Regions from separate parts of the Homo sapiens genome. Here region 1 is linked to region 2. The links are chromatin contacts, found by Hi-C or POLR2A ChIA-PET in ENCODE. All regions are on one chromosome and are shown on one strand. Each heading gives the region's core, a stretch centred on a gene start or an enhancer-like site at or near the end of the contact. The rest is flanking DNA. Distances are from core to core; before and after follow the strand shown. Region 1 overlaps FMN1 (formin 1). Region 2 overlaps FMN1 (formin 1).

Evidence for each region. A loop is a pair of places that touch in the nucleus more often than their neighbours do. ChIA-PET counts read pairs that join two places held with the same protein, here RNA polymerase II (POLR2A). Pooled maps may share reads with other maps.
Region 1: a map of A673 shows a loop between it and region 2 (5-fold over the local background). The contact joins two enhancer-like sites. A Hi-C loop is called at or near these places in 2 of 168 maps with a recorded cell type or tissue (A673 and chondrocyte), 1 of 37 single-sample maps with no recorded cell type and 3 of 50 pooled maps. POLR2A ChIA-PET finds 5 or more read pairs at or near these places in 1 of 52 experiments (BJ).

Annotation. Positions count from the first base shown.
Region 1 is chr15:32,806,583-32,813,730 of GRCh38, reverse strand. All of the region lies in intron 17 of FMN1 (formin 1), which reads left to right. It overlaps LOC107984089 (a long non-coding RNA gene), which reads right to left. Exons shown (of 3, transcript XR_002957769.2): 2 at 2,735-2,813. Among named protein-coding and RNA genes, the nearest start is that of GREM1-AS1, 91 kb to the right of the region's middle. Within about 2 kb of position 3,935, at least 2 of the 41 ENCODE cell types and tissues checked have a DNase peak (open chromatin) inside an H3K27ac peak, as active enhancers do.
Region 2 is chr15:32,772,732-32,780,012 of GRCh38, reverse strand. FMN1 (formin 1) reads left to right here. Exons shown (of 21, transcript NM_001277313.2): 20 at 3,094-3,178; 21 at 5,659-7,281. The coding sequence ends at 5,703. Among named protein-coding and RNA genes, the nearest start is that of GREM1-AS1, 58 kb to the right of the region's middle. RefSeq lists an enhancer at 5,246-6,445. Within about 2 kb of position 5,797, at least 2 of the 41 ENCODE cell types and tissues checked have a DNase peak (open chromatin) inside an H3K27ac peak, as active enhancers do.

The sequences.
Region 1 (7,148 bases), core at 2,686-5,185, 36 kb before region 2:
TATAGCAAGGTTAAGGTTATACTGTCTTATCAACTTCATCAAGGAATTGCATCTGTATCACTCGAAGCCAAGATGTTTCTGCATACAGGTAGTTGTGCAGCATTGAGGGACTTCACTGGACTACACAGAAGCAGAGGAACAAAAGTAGTAGAATATCAGCCACAAATCAAATGATTGCCTTTAAGAAGAATGAACAAAATCCTTCATAAAGTCTGAAGGCCAAGTGTTTTGTCAGTATTGTAAATGGTTGAAAGACTTACCTTGGGGCAAAGCATCTCATCTCTAGTGAAAATATATTGGGAAAAAAAAAGTGAGTTTACTTCTGAAAAAGTGTGGGTAAATATACTTCATTTAGATCCCAATTATACTTGTGTCCGATTACCTCCTAGAACTGTGACTTGATAAAATGTTTACTTTTGCAGTAGTTACTATTGATCACAGACTAGATGTATAATGTGGTTAAGTGTTTGAGATTATGGTCATCCCTCAGTATCCGTGGAGGATTGGTTCCAGGACCCTTATGGATATTAAACTCTACAGATGCTCAAGTCTCTCATATAGAATGGTGTCGTAATTGCTATAACCTACACCCATTCTTTAAATCATCTCTAGATTACTTATGATACCTAATACAATGTAAATGCTATATAACTAGTTGTTAGACTGTGTTGTTTAGGGAATGACAAGGAAAAAAAAAGCGTGTATATGTTCAGCACAGACACAACCATCCATTTTTTCCCCAAATGTTTTCAGTCTGCAGTTGGTGGAATCCATAACCCACAGATACAGAGGGCCAACTGTATATTGTGATCTCTGAAATTGTACCTGTCACCTATACAAATTATTATTACAGTCACCAGAGAATATAAATGAATACATGACACCTGAAATATTTCTATTGTAGAAGGTCTGACCCTTTCTATTGTATGCAAACAGCACTTTGTAATTCATGTTGTTATACCAATAAGATATTTTACGAATATCATCGTACTAGATTTAGAGATACAGGCTGAGAATCTCTAATCTGAAAATCCAAAATGCAAAATGCTCCAAAATCTGAAACTTTTTGAGCACTGACATGACATGAATAAACTGTCTGTTGCGCACCTGCGTTTTGACAAGACCCATCACTTGACTTTATGTGACGGTCTCGGCCAAAATGCAGGAGCACAATAGACAGTTTTTTCAGTGTCCTTGAGGGAAGAATAAAATTACCTTCAAGCTCTATGTATAAAGTATATATGAAACATAAATGAATTTCATCTTTAGACTTGGGTCCCATCCCCAATGTATTACATTATGTATATGCAAGTATCCCAAAATGTGGGGGACAAAAATTGAAATTGGAAACAATTCTGGCCTCAGGCATTTCAGATAAGGAGTACTCAGCCTGTATAAAAGTGTAAATGACTTAATATTATAAGTCACTTGTAAGTTTGATTGCCTCAGGACTCACATTTTCAACTATGTGTAAGGGAATTAAGTCGTACTGCCCTATCTCTGCCATTGTGTGTAATGAGTTGGCATTGTCCTAGACATTTAGAATGTTCCCGGTGATGTGTATATGGGGAAACTGAGAAAATAGCTTCTCAAATCCTTTTCTGTGTTCTGCAGTTCAGATGAAGGACCCTGGTTGAGAACAGCCCCAGGTGCCCAAGTTAGGTGATACCATTTCGTGGTTTTGTTTGTTTGTTTGTTTGTTTGTTTGTTTGTTTAGTGTCCATAAAATACTCCAATTCACTTAAGGGGCAACTAGAAATGGCAGATTAAAATGGTGAAAAAGGCTGGGTGTGGTGGCTCATGCTTGTAATCCCAGCACTTTTGAGAGGCTGAGGTGGGTGGATCACTTGAGGTCAGGAGTTTCAGACCAGCCTGGCCAACATGGCGAAACTACAAAAATTAGCCAGGCATGGTGGCATGTGCCTGTAATCCCAGCTACTCAGAAGGCTGAGGCAGGAGAATCGCTTGAACCCAGGAGGCGGAGGTTGCAGTGAGCCGAGATCGCACCACTGCACTCCAGCCTGAGTGACAGAGCGAGACTCCGTCTCAAAAAAAAAAAAAGCAAATAAAATGATGAAAAAGACAAGGTCTGCAAAGTCTGACTGGAAATAAGAGGATCCAGGATAGCACATCAGCCTGGGAGGTAGACTAGATGACCATTTGAAGACTCCTTTTAACTGGATTTTTTTTTTTTATTTTATGACTCTGAAGACCTCTTCAGAGTGTAGTGACACAATGTCCTTTACTTGGTACTTTCACCAAAAGCCTAGTTTCCTAGTCCACTTTAGCCTTAGGCAAGTGACCTGGAAATCCTACACCCTACACTAGGAACCTTGACAGCATGTCTTTATACAACCTCATAACACTTTACACAGAAAATCTCACAGGTGGCCCTCTACTCTTCAACTTTACCATCCAGCTTAGACACTTGCTCTGACAGACCAGAAATGATCACTCTTCTAATTTCACCACAACCAGGAAAACTAATAACTTAGGAAGACCAGCAAGGATATCGTCCTCCATGGGCAAGCATACCAGAAGGAAAAATGTAAGGGTAAGAACTCTGCATCACAAACTGGTTCCAAATATCTGTTGTTTTCTTCTCTCAAATGTTAAAAGGCCATCCCTTTCCGATGTCAGCGTGCTGTGCCTCTGTTGGTGTAAAGCATTTGTTTCTCCTGGAAAGTGCACAACGGGGATTTTCTAAGAAATGGAAAACGATTGCCACACTCACATCAGACGGATCCCACGTGAAGCAGAGCGCAGTCCCTTTGTTTCCTCGTTAGCATCACCCGGCTCCCATATTTGTAGAGCTGTAATAAAAACAACTTCTTAACTGTGCGTCCTGTTGGTTTATACCAACCATGTCAGGTCCATAAACCATGGTATATTAAAGTGTAATAGACTGTGTAAAGAATACTAGGAAGATACTCCAACCCTTATCCCTTCCCCTTATTTCACAATTTACTGCCTCCCAGATGGGCATCCATAAATAGGACTTAATTGCGTTTGGCATAAAAGCCCCACTTTCTTTAAAGAGTGGCCTCCTCCTTCAGCCACTCTCATTGTATGAATGCCACCCTCTTGAGAATAAAAACTTCGGTTATTTGGGTACATTTAAATGGTGAATGTTCTTAGTCTGAATATTTTATGGAAATATCATTTTATTTATAAAAACTTTCTCTTTTTCAAAGTTAACTGTGGAAAATAGTATATTTTAAAGACTCAATCTGATACAGACGAAACTGGAGGGTTAATGCTATTTGTGCCTCCCTATAGTGTTAGTGCTGTTTGTGCCTGTGTTAATGTATCAGTCTAAAAGCAGGACATAGGATGGGCATAGTAATCTCTTGCTTTTCAGTTCTACTCTACTCTTCACTATTTTGTTGCAAACAAAAGATGGAAGATTAGAAATTTCTGTGCCAAAAAACAGGCACTTAATGAGTAGGGACTGTGTTCTGCTAACATGGGTTCTTCTGTTGTGTACTTTTCCATCTGTCAAATAAGTACACAAGGCTGGGCACGGTGGCTCACGCCTGTAATCCCAGCACTTTGGGAGGCTGAGGCAGATGGATCACTTGAGGTCAGGAGTTTGAGACCAGCCTGGCCAACATGGTGAAACCCTGTCTCTACTAAAGATACAAAAATTAGCCAGCCATGGTGCGTGCCTATAATCCCAGCTACTTGGGAGGCTGAGGCTGGAGAATCACTTGAACCCGGGAGATGGAGGTTGCAGTGAGCTGAGATTGCATCACGGCACTCCAGCCTGGGTGAAAGAACAAGACCCTGTCTCAAAAGAAAAAAAAAAATAAGTATTTGAGTACCTGCTAGGTAATAGTTGAGAGAAAAACTCTGAAAACAGATTTTGGTTGCAACTCTGAAAGGAGCACAGAGTCCAGTGGGAAAAGCCAGCTGCAAGCCAGTGACCTTGACATAGCATTCTGTGTGCTGTGATAAGGAATTGTGGGGAGATAGTGTGTTTGGATCTCCACAGAAAGAACGGCTCACCACATTATGGGGGAGAGGCATGGAGGGCCCCTCAGAGGAGATTTTCAAGCTTGGTTTTCAAAGAAAGAGAAGACATTCAAACAGAAGGGTAGGAGAAGGGAGAAGGGCAAGGAAGAGAAGGCATTAGAAACAGAAGGAGCAAAGTGCCCAAAAATAAAGACACCATGCAGCAAGTTAAGTCCAGAGACCAGCCATGAGTCCCACGCAGCAGGAGCTCTGGGGATGATAGTATGGGGATGGCAGGAGGCAGGTGTGAGGGGCACACTGTGAACTGCAAATGCACTTTGTCTTCAGAGGGGGAACCAGTGAGAACATTAAGCAGAAAAGGGGCATAGTTCACTTTGCCTTCTAAAATGGCAGTTTTGGTGGCAACAAAGAGAATTGAATTTACTGTGCAATGAGGGGAACCTGTTACAGGTCACCATATAGAGCCTAGAGGTTAAGGAAGGAATCTTAGCTCTCAGAAAACTTAACCTCTCAAAAAAAGACTCCTGTATCATTGTCTTTTATTTGGTATTGGGGAAGTGATCCAGTTAATCAGGTCAAAGATTACAGAACTCCATGGTCATTAAGGGGAAAAAACAGGTGAGAGTAATCATTAAGTACCTCTCCCCTCACATCCACCCCCATGACTCCCAGTTATTTGTTAAATTATAAATAAGTTTTTCTCTTTCTCCTGAGGATGAAATAAAACAAAATGAGCTGAAACAGCAAATAAAATGACTTTAGGTCAGACATAGGGAACCACCCTTTTGTAGAAAAGCCTTTTACAGGCCATGCTAAGGACATCAGCTCAGTGAGTGAAATGAAAAAAAAAAAAACACTAAAGTTTTGAGCATAAATGATAACAACCAAAATTCTTGTCTACTGAAAGCAGTTATGAACATTCTAAAGAAAGCATGTTGTGTGCAATTTTGTGATAACCATGCCAAAAAGTCAGAAAGCTAGAGTAGTGACTACTAGCATTTGCTTCTAGCCAATAGACAATAAATGGCTGCCATTCTGGAATGCCCATCATATGTCAGTCACTAGATTAATCTCACACGTTCAGTATATCTCATAGTCACAAGCACTTTGCAAGGTAGATCTTATTATTCCCATTTTACGGATAAGGCTCAGTGGAGTTAAGTGATTTTCTGACGATCACCCAGTTAATAAGTATCAGAGCAGAAATTAAACCCAGGTCCACCTGGTGCAAAACCCAAGCTCTTTCCTCTATGCTACACTTCATTTAACTCTGGCAAAACAGCCAACCCACTGGAAGCTTGAACCCCCAGCAGCCATGGCATGACGTTGAACTGTCAAAGACCTGACTGCAAAGACTGGCTGCAACTATGTGGGAGGGTAGGTATCATCATCTCCATTTGACAGAGCAGGAGACTGAAACACAGGACACTGTGATTGGCTCATGACACTCAGGTGACACAGCTAGGGTTAAAGCTTGGCAGTTAGTTATCATGAGTTCTGATTTGCATTCCTTGGGCCCATAGCCATGGAATAGAAAGCCATTTCTGCTTCACTTGGTAGGCTGTGGAACTATGAACTTCAGAATTGTTCTTGTGGAGCAATTGTATGATATATAGTTCCCGTATTGAAAAGCTAGAACTAGAACGTTGGAACACCGGGATTCTTATACTTGGCCCACAGTGACCTTATTTGTTGATGGTATTAGAATTTGAGTTTGTGACTCCAGTCTTTAAACATGGTTCTTCCAGGTCATGTATTTGTGTTTTGCTTAGAGCATCTTGAAGACTTAAAATGTGTAATGGCCTGGTTTAAAATTTTACACATTCAAGTAGGAGAAATATTTCATGCTGTTAGAGCTTCCAAGTCACACCATAAAGGTAGATGCCTTTTGTATCTGTACAAGGGCAAAATTAGGGAACATTTAAATCTCTAATTTCTTCTCATTTTCCTGAAGGCCCTTTTCCCTAAACCCTCAGAGTTTTCTGCAGTGTGCATTGGCTCTTAATAATACCTCTTTTTACATTTAGACTCTGTTTCTCCAAATCACCATATTCACAGAGGTATTGCAAAATCTTACCTGATGCTCAATTCAGTTTGAATAGGGTATTTCTTGTCACTAAATTCATATACAGTTATGGCTTGGCCACACTCTGCTTAGCACACACAGCTTGGAAGTAGCCAGTTAGAAACCATCTGCTGAGAGAGCAGAGCTGGTCCAAGAAGATCACTCGGGCCTCAGAGGAATTTTTCCTCCTGTTTGGCTATGCACATAACTTAAAATCACTGGAGAAGAACAGATCACTAGTTTGTTTCACATTTTGGGGAACTTGATAACCTAGGAGAGACACAGGTCATTTCTCAGTATCTGATTGGCTAAGTACCAGACTAATTCACAGAAATTCCTGCCAAGAGTATGGGGGGACATCAGACAGCAAAAGATGGCCCTGGCCATGGCTTCCGTCTGCCTAAAATGATGCACTTATGAAAGCTGAATCATTTTAATATAAAACAAAATAAGTTTTACTAGTTGAAATATACTACATTTAGAGATAATGGTATACAACATTAGCCTCTCAATCTTCTTTAGCTTATGTTCATATTCTAAATATAAAGTTTTTTCAGGAAAGCCAGTATATCTCTTTTTAAGCAAGCTTTATCCAATATATGCATTTTTAAGCTAAAATGATTGCTTTAACATATAGCCAGTTTTCTACAATTAAGGCTACAGCAGAAAGCAAGCCAGGTGAAGCTGCTGCCCTCCTAGAGCTTACATTCAGTTGTTGCATGATAAACACATGAGGAAAGGAATAGTCTGTTAGGTAGATAGAGGCTGTGGGAAGGCTATGGAAGGAAGGTAGGGGTAGAGGGTGTGTGTGGAGGGGTAGTAGGAAGATGATGAGTGGCAAGGGATGGTCTTTTATTTACGGAAGCTGGAGAAGGAGATACTTCTGCTGAGACCTCAATGCAGTGAGGGAGCCCATCGTGCAGACTGTGGTCAGGGTGTCCCAGAGAGGAGGAACAGCAAGTGCAAAGATCCTCCAATGTGCACGCTCAGTGCGCTCAAGCCAGAGGCAGCTGCCAGCGAAGCTGGAAAGGAAGGGGTGTGGGAAAGAGGAGGTAATGCCACCAAACAGCCAGGGAGCCGACTTAAGTGCAGGGCCTTCTAGAGCATT
Region 2 (7,281 bases), core at 4,548-7,047:
ATTCTGCAATCAGGCTTTGGAGCCTGAGCTCTTGACCATCATCACAGATGGACTATTCACTGTATCACTGCAGGATTCTTCACTCTCAGTATCATGCCTCTGATTCCTGTGATTTTTGAATTTGTAGATCTAGTTCATTCCTTCTCACTGTTATACCCTATTCTGTTGAATGAATACAGTACATAAGCAGCATTGCACATTGCATGGTGGTTAAGACCTATGAAATGGGAATAGTAGAAGTTCCTATCTCACAGAGTTGTGAAAATTAAGTTTAATTCAAATACAGTAGGTAGAACAGCACCTGGTACAGATTAAGTACCCAATAAATGTTAGTTGTTATTTGCTATTCTCATATATCACCCTGTTGAACCTATTCATTAGGTTGTCTGTAGTTTTTCTTGATTGCATATATTGCCACAGTGAAAGCTCTGTGTCTGTTTATAATTCTTTTTGGTATCTCCCTACAAGAAAACTTGATGGCTCGTAGAGTGTACATGCTTTCAGTTTTACTTGATATTGCCAAACCCAACTAGACCAATTTCTTCTCCTTAGTGCACTGTGTGGCACTTCCCATTCCCCTGCATCCTCACAAACAGTTAATATTGTCTAATTGTTTACATTTGCCAACCTGATGGGTAAGAAATACTATCATGCTGAATTAATGAATTTTTAATAAGTTGTATTGAGATAGAATTTACATATCATAAAATTCACCCTTTTAAAGTGTACAATTCCATACACATTAGTATCACTTCACTACACAGTGGTTTTTAGTATGTTCACAAGGGTCTACAACCATTACCTCTATCTGATTTTAGAGGAAATCTTTGACTGGTTAGCAATAACTCCCCATTTTCCCCAGCATGGGGAAACCCATAGTTTTGCTAACCTACTTTCTGTATGGATTTGCCTGTTCTGAACATTTCATATAAATAGAGTCATGTGTTTTTGTGATTGGCTTCTTTCACTTAGCACAATGTTTTTGAGGTACATCCATGTTGTAGCATGTATCAGCAAATTCATTCCTTTTTATGGCTCAGTAGTATTCCATTGTATGGATATACCACATTTAATTTTTCCATCAGGTGATGGAAATTTGGTTGCTTCTACTCTTGATTACTATAAATAGTGGTTCTATAAACATTCATATGCAAATTTTTATATAGACATCTTTTCAATTTTCTTAGTTATAGATATATTTATGTACCTAGCAGTAGAATTGCTGGGTCATATGGTAATTCTGTGCTTAACGTTTTGGAAAACGGCCAAACTGTTTTCCAAAGCAACTGTGTAATTCTACAATCACATCAACAGTGTATAAGGGTTCCAGTTTCTTCACATCTTCATCTCTAGTACTTGTTACTGTCTTCCTTTCTGATTCTAGCCGTCCTAGTGGATGTGAAGTGGTATCCCATTGTGGTTTTGATTTGCATTTTCTGATGACTAATGATGTTGAGCATCTTTTTACGTGCTTATTGACCATGTGTATGTCAGCTTTGGAGAAATGTCTATTCAAATCCCTTGTCCATTTTTAGAGGAGGGGGTATAATTTGTCTTCTTATTTGAATTGTAAGAGTTCTTTCTGTGTTCCAGACACAAGTTTCTATCAGGTATATGATTTAAAAATATTTTTCCCATTCTGGAGGTGGAGGTTGCAGTGAGCTGAGATCGCATCACTGCACTCCAGCCTGAGCAACAGAGCAAGACTCTGTCTCAAAAAAATATATATATATATAAAATATATATTTCTATATTATACATATATGTATTATATAATATATAAATAAATGTATTATATAATATATAAATAAATGTATTATATAATATATAAATAAATGTATTATATAATATATAATAAATGTATTATATATTATACATAATATATAATAAATGTATTATATATTATACATAATATATAATAAATGTATTATATATTATACATAATATATAATAAATGTATTATATATTATACATAATATATAATAAATGTATTATATATTATACATAATATATAATAAATGTATTATATATTATACATAATATATAATAAATGTATTATATATTATACATAATATATAATGTATTATATATTATACATAATATATAATGTATTATATATTATACATAATATATAATGTATTATATATTATACATAATATATAATTAATGTATTATATATTATACATAATATATAAATAAATGTATTATATTATACATAATATATAAATGTATTATACATAGTATATAAATGTATTATACATAATATATAAGTAAATGTATTATATATTATACGTAATATATAAGTAAATGTGTTATATGTTATACGTAATATATAAATGTGTTATGTTATACGTAATATATAAATGTGTTATGTTATACGTAATATATAAATGTGTTATGTTATACGTAATATATAAAGTGTTATATGTTATACGTAATATATAAAGTGTTATATGTTATACGTAATATATAAATGTTATGTTATACGTAATATATAAATGTGTTATATGTTATACGTAATATATAAATATAATATATAAATATACGTAATATATAAATATAATATATAAATATATTTTTTGAATGGAAAAAAACCTACAGAATGAAAAATACATATATTTATATTTTCCCATTCCGTAGGTTATCTTTTTTCCCATTCTATAGGTTATCACATCTTAATTGATGTGAATTCGTGAATTTTAGTATTTGTAGTTTCACATTTCCTCAGAACTTCATTCTTCAAAATCATCTCATTATCTGCTAAGTGGATCACAAGCCGGATAACACTGAAGTAAATAATGCTCTGTGCACATAGTACTCCATCCATCAGAAACTACCACATTGTTCACAAAAACAGGCTTCAGCTGGTGAAGAAAATTAAATTTTGATAAAGCAGAGAAGCCTTCACACCTAATTAGGATTTGAATTTAATAACAAGCATTGAAAAAACATTTCAGTATTTTCAAATTGCTGATGGATTAATTCAAAAGCATTTGGGTTTATGTTTAACCTGCCTTAACTCTTTTCTTCTTTCCTTTTCCCTCTTCCTTTCTTTTCCCTCTCTCCCCTGTCTTTTCCCTATTTCTATTTCAGATTGAAAATGGCTCAGGAATCAGTCAGCAAGTTGACTTCAGAGAAGAAAGTGGAGACAAAGAAAATCAATCCCACTGCTAGCCTGGTGAGATATATTTTTCAACATAATCTAACGATTGTCATGAAAATTGAGGTGCGCCCAGGAAGGGCTAAAGCTCAGAGATGAAACATAGTATCCAGATTCTCAGTTCCCATCCCAGAGTAGCATATGGTTAAAAAAAAAAAAAAAAAAGTATGTGTGGGTGGAGGTACAAAACATAGCTTTATATGTTTTTCCTGTAAACTCAACATAGGTCATTTCTGATAAACCAAATTTAGTCACTTACCATTTCACATCCTTCCACACCCTACCCGCAGTACAGTCACCCTTATCTCAAAGTATCTTTTTCTCAAAATGTTTAAATATATTCATTCTCTTCAGTTCCTTTTCCCCATTAAAGAAAGAGGCAGGGATTCTCCTATTTTGATAGTTGGAAAATTTGAAGTGCAGAAAGATACAGCCTACCCAGGGTCACTTAGCAAGTGGATAACAAAAGCCAGGACCAGATTCTGGGTCTCCTGACATCTCTCCCTATGCTGGAAACCAGCAGTCTCCCCAGCCTTCCTATATGTGAGATTGCGTTGTCCTCCAAAGTCCAGTTTTCAGTAGAGATCACAATGAATCTCCACCTAGGTGTTACGGACAATAGTCAGAATAGCTACATGGTTAGGATCCCAGGATGCCGAGAATGAAATGGCCTGGGTTCAGATCACAGCTCTGCCACTTAAATAGTTGTAAAACCTTAGTGAAGTTACTTTGTTTCTTTCTCTTCCATGAAAAGAACATACTACTTTTTTTTTGGGGTTATTTTGAGAAAACTGAGAAAAGACATGTAAAATGCCTAACACATAATAAGAGCTCAATAAATATTAGTTGTTTTCCTTGTTGCTGTGAATTTCAGCTGCTTTGGTTGACCCTGCAATGGGGAATGGCAATGAGTGGGAAGTGGAAGTATCACCCTCCTCTCTCGGATTTTTCAAACTCTGTCCTCTCTGGGCCCTGATGTCCAACAACTACTTACTTTATCCTTTTAGATTATTAGTACCTTTTTGCTGGATGCTTCAAATCCTTTGAAAATATAAATGGGTTCTAAGTTACAAAGTGAGATTATTTCTGTTGATTGACCATAATGTTTCTCCCAACAACCCCATGAGCAGCTAAATGAATGTTGCATGAGGTTGATGAATGAGAAATGGAGAAGTCCGGGCTATACTTTTTGGTCGGGGAAAGCCATGGTTGAGCACATGGCCCCTACCTAACCGGACATGTCCTTTGTACCCGTTTGATGGTATATTTATGACATTCATTTGTATGACTTTCAGTGGCAGTCGGCTGAACCCTGATTTTTGTCTTCTTCCTTCATGAGCCTCTCCCTCTTCCTCAGACCTTTTATTTGGGCCTCTATCCAGACTTTTACAGCCAAGCTTGTTCCCCCAAGGCAGAGAGAATGGGGTCAGCCATATAGACAAAAGGGAAACAGTGGGTTTACGACCTCCCCTGTGAGCAAGCTCCCAGTTGTGATCCTGGGCTTGTTGGGGCTGCTTATTTTATTGTCTGTGTGGGTGGGTGGGTGGAAATCAGGGAAGAGCTTGTAAACTGATTCCTGATTCAATTTCGCAAGTTAGGGATGGGGTCCAAATTTAGGATGGGTGTCGAAAAATCATCAACTTAAGTTTATATCTAGGCCAATTTAGTAATTCACTGCAACATCATATCTCATAGCTCATAAGCAGCTAAGGATCCATTCTCAAAGGCTTCTCTCTGCATCTGCTCATTCCAAAAGAGTATACTTCTCCCTTTTCCATTTTAGCCTTCTATTTACCCTCCTCCCAGAGCAGGCACACCATCCTTACCATACTGATATGTGTGCTTCCCTAGTGTCACAGATACCATGGGGGTCCATGTTTCTGTGTAGTGTGCTCCTGTGTATTCTTACGTCTTCCCAGCAGATGTCCATGTCCTTCCCTTTAGAAGGCAGTCTCTGAGGAGGAAGCTCGGAGAATGAAGAGCATAACATCCATGGCAAATCGGGAACTTCTGCCATTCTGCAGAGACTAAATCTGGTCATCTCCCATTTTGCATGGCTTTTGTTGAGTTCTGCCAAGTTGATCATTGGAAATAGTAATTTTTTTTTTCATATCTTCTTGGGCATTCTCTAATTCCATCAATGAGCCAAAGGTAGGGACGGAAGGGGTCCTTGAGTAACACTACAAAGTTAGGGTCTTTGTCACAAAAGAAGAGAACAGAAAAGACCACCCTGGCATGGTAAAGGCCCGTGTTTTAGATGGATGTAGTTGGTAGATTGGCTGGTTATTGATTTCTTGTTTGTTTTTCTGGGGAGTAAGGGTGATAGGTAGGGAGGGGCAGATAACTAAGAGCTTAGGGAAAGCAGTAGAGGTACTCTCATTTCTAGGCCATTTGGCACAATTCCGGAAACTCAGCATTCTAGACCAAAATTTGAGAAATGTATCAAAACTTGAGAAAGATGAAAGAAAATGATACATTCATTTTTTTTTCCTTAACAGAAAGAAAGACTGCGTCAGAAGGAAGCCAGTGTGACCACTAACTAAGATGAAGACACATGGAAATGATGGCACTGGAGGTGGAGGACCTTGCACGCATACTCTTTGTGACCACAGGGTTGCAGGACGTTCTTGAAAGATGTGTCACTAAATGTTTGTTTTTGCTCATCTCTTTCTGAGGTCATCTGCAGAGAGTGCCCCATGCCTTCTTTAAGAAGTCCCTCATTAAGCCGCAGGAACAATGGAAAACTATTTAAGGGAACATTGCAGAAATATTTGATGACTGTTTCTTGTGGAAGCCCAAAGTCCACTCTAAGAGCAGAAGAAATACCAAAATGTTTCCAAAATTTTTTTAAAAGCTGAGATTTCCAGCTTTATAACCAAAGCTTGATATATGTCACATTGTCACAGAAGAGAGAAAAGATCATTGAGGACAGTTGCCTTGGGAGAGTTCAAGTCTTTGTCGTTACACACTGCTGTTTTGATTATTGGTCTTAGTTTTGATCCTGTTGCAGCAAAATCCTGCAGCATCTTTCTCTCCAATAATGTTGCAACTCACCAAAACTATTCTTGAAGAGGTCCAAGAACATGTATTATCCAGACTAAAAAAATGATTTTTTGTTGTTATGGTTTACGTGATGAAAAGGAGAAAAAACAGAATCATACCTGGGTGGAGAGAGGGAGACAAATAGCCATAAACTTCATCCTGGAGAACAAGTTACCATGCAAGGAGTTGACATCAGTTGTTAAGTGAGGCCCATTCTTGTTTTTACATCGGTCCTTTGTGGTTTTTCTGGGCCAGCAGAGATTCTGCACCCCAACTCCCAGGAGAAAATGTAATACCTGAGCAAGCACAGCCTTGGGTGTGCTTGGACAAGAGACCCAGCGGCAGAGCACCTTTTACATTTTGGACCGTTCATGAATGGGCAATGTTGTGTTGATACGCAGCCGAGTTCTACGTTATGTGCTGTGACTGTGCAGCTGGACGACCCCCATCCCCAGGAGGCAGTTTCCAGACAGGAGAGCAAATGCAACTCACAGCACCTGCTCATGACCTTGGCTGATAGGCATGTGAAGTAGGATGAAGCAGGACTCTTTAATGTCAAAAAAACTGAAGGGCAGAAAAAAGGTTCCTTACATCAAAATGAAAGTAATTACATTAATAGAAAACTTCCAAGTGGAATATTGTTCACAGGCAGCTCTTTCTGACCCTGGCTCTTGAGTCACATAAGGAAACCACCTTTGACCTCTCTGACACTTTTGTCTTTAAGCCACGTCTCTGAAATCTTGTGAGGGGTGAAGAAAGAGGACTGGAGATGAATGGACAATATGATCAAAGACTCATTTTTAGGCCTTGAAGAGGCCGAGCTTTCTCCCCCCAATTGGTGGAGGACAGTCCAGAGATGAGCAGAAATCTTAAATTCCTTCCTGATCCAGCCTCCACATGTGGCCTGCCCCTTGCCCCAGCATCTTTCCAGAACCCCTGGACTTGCCAGGTGCCTGAGCATCTTCCCAGGATATGCCTGCCAGCCAGCAGCCCCTCAGGAATGCTTCTATAATAGATCCAGTAATGAAAGCAGCACCATATCCTAATCTAATGTCAGCTTCGAGAATGAAGACTGCAGT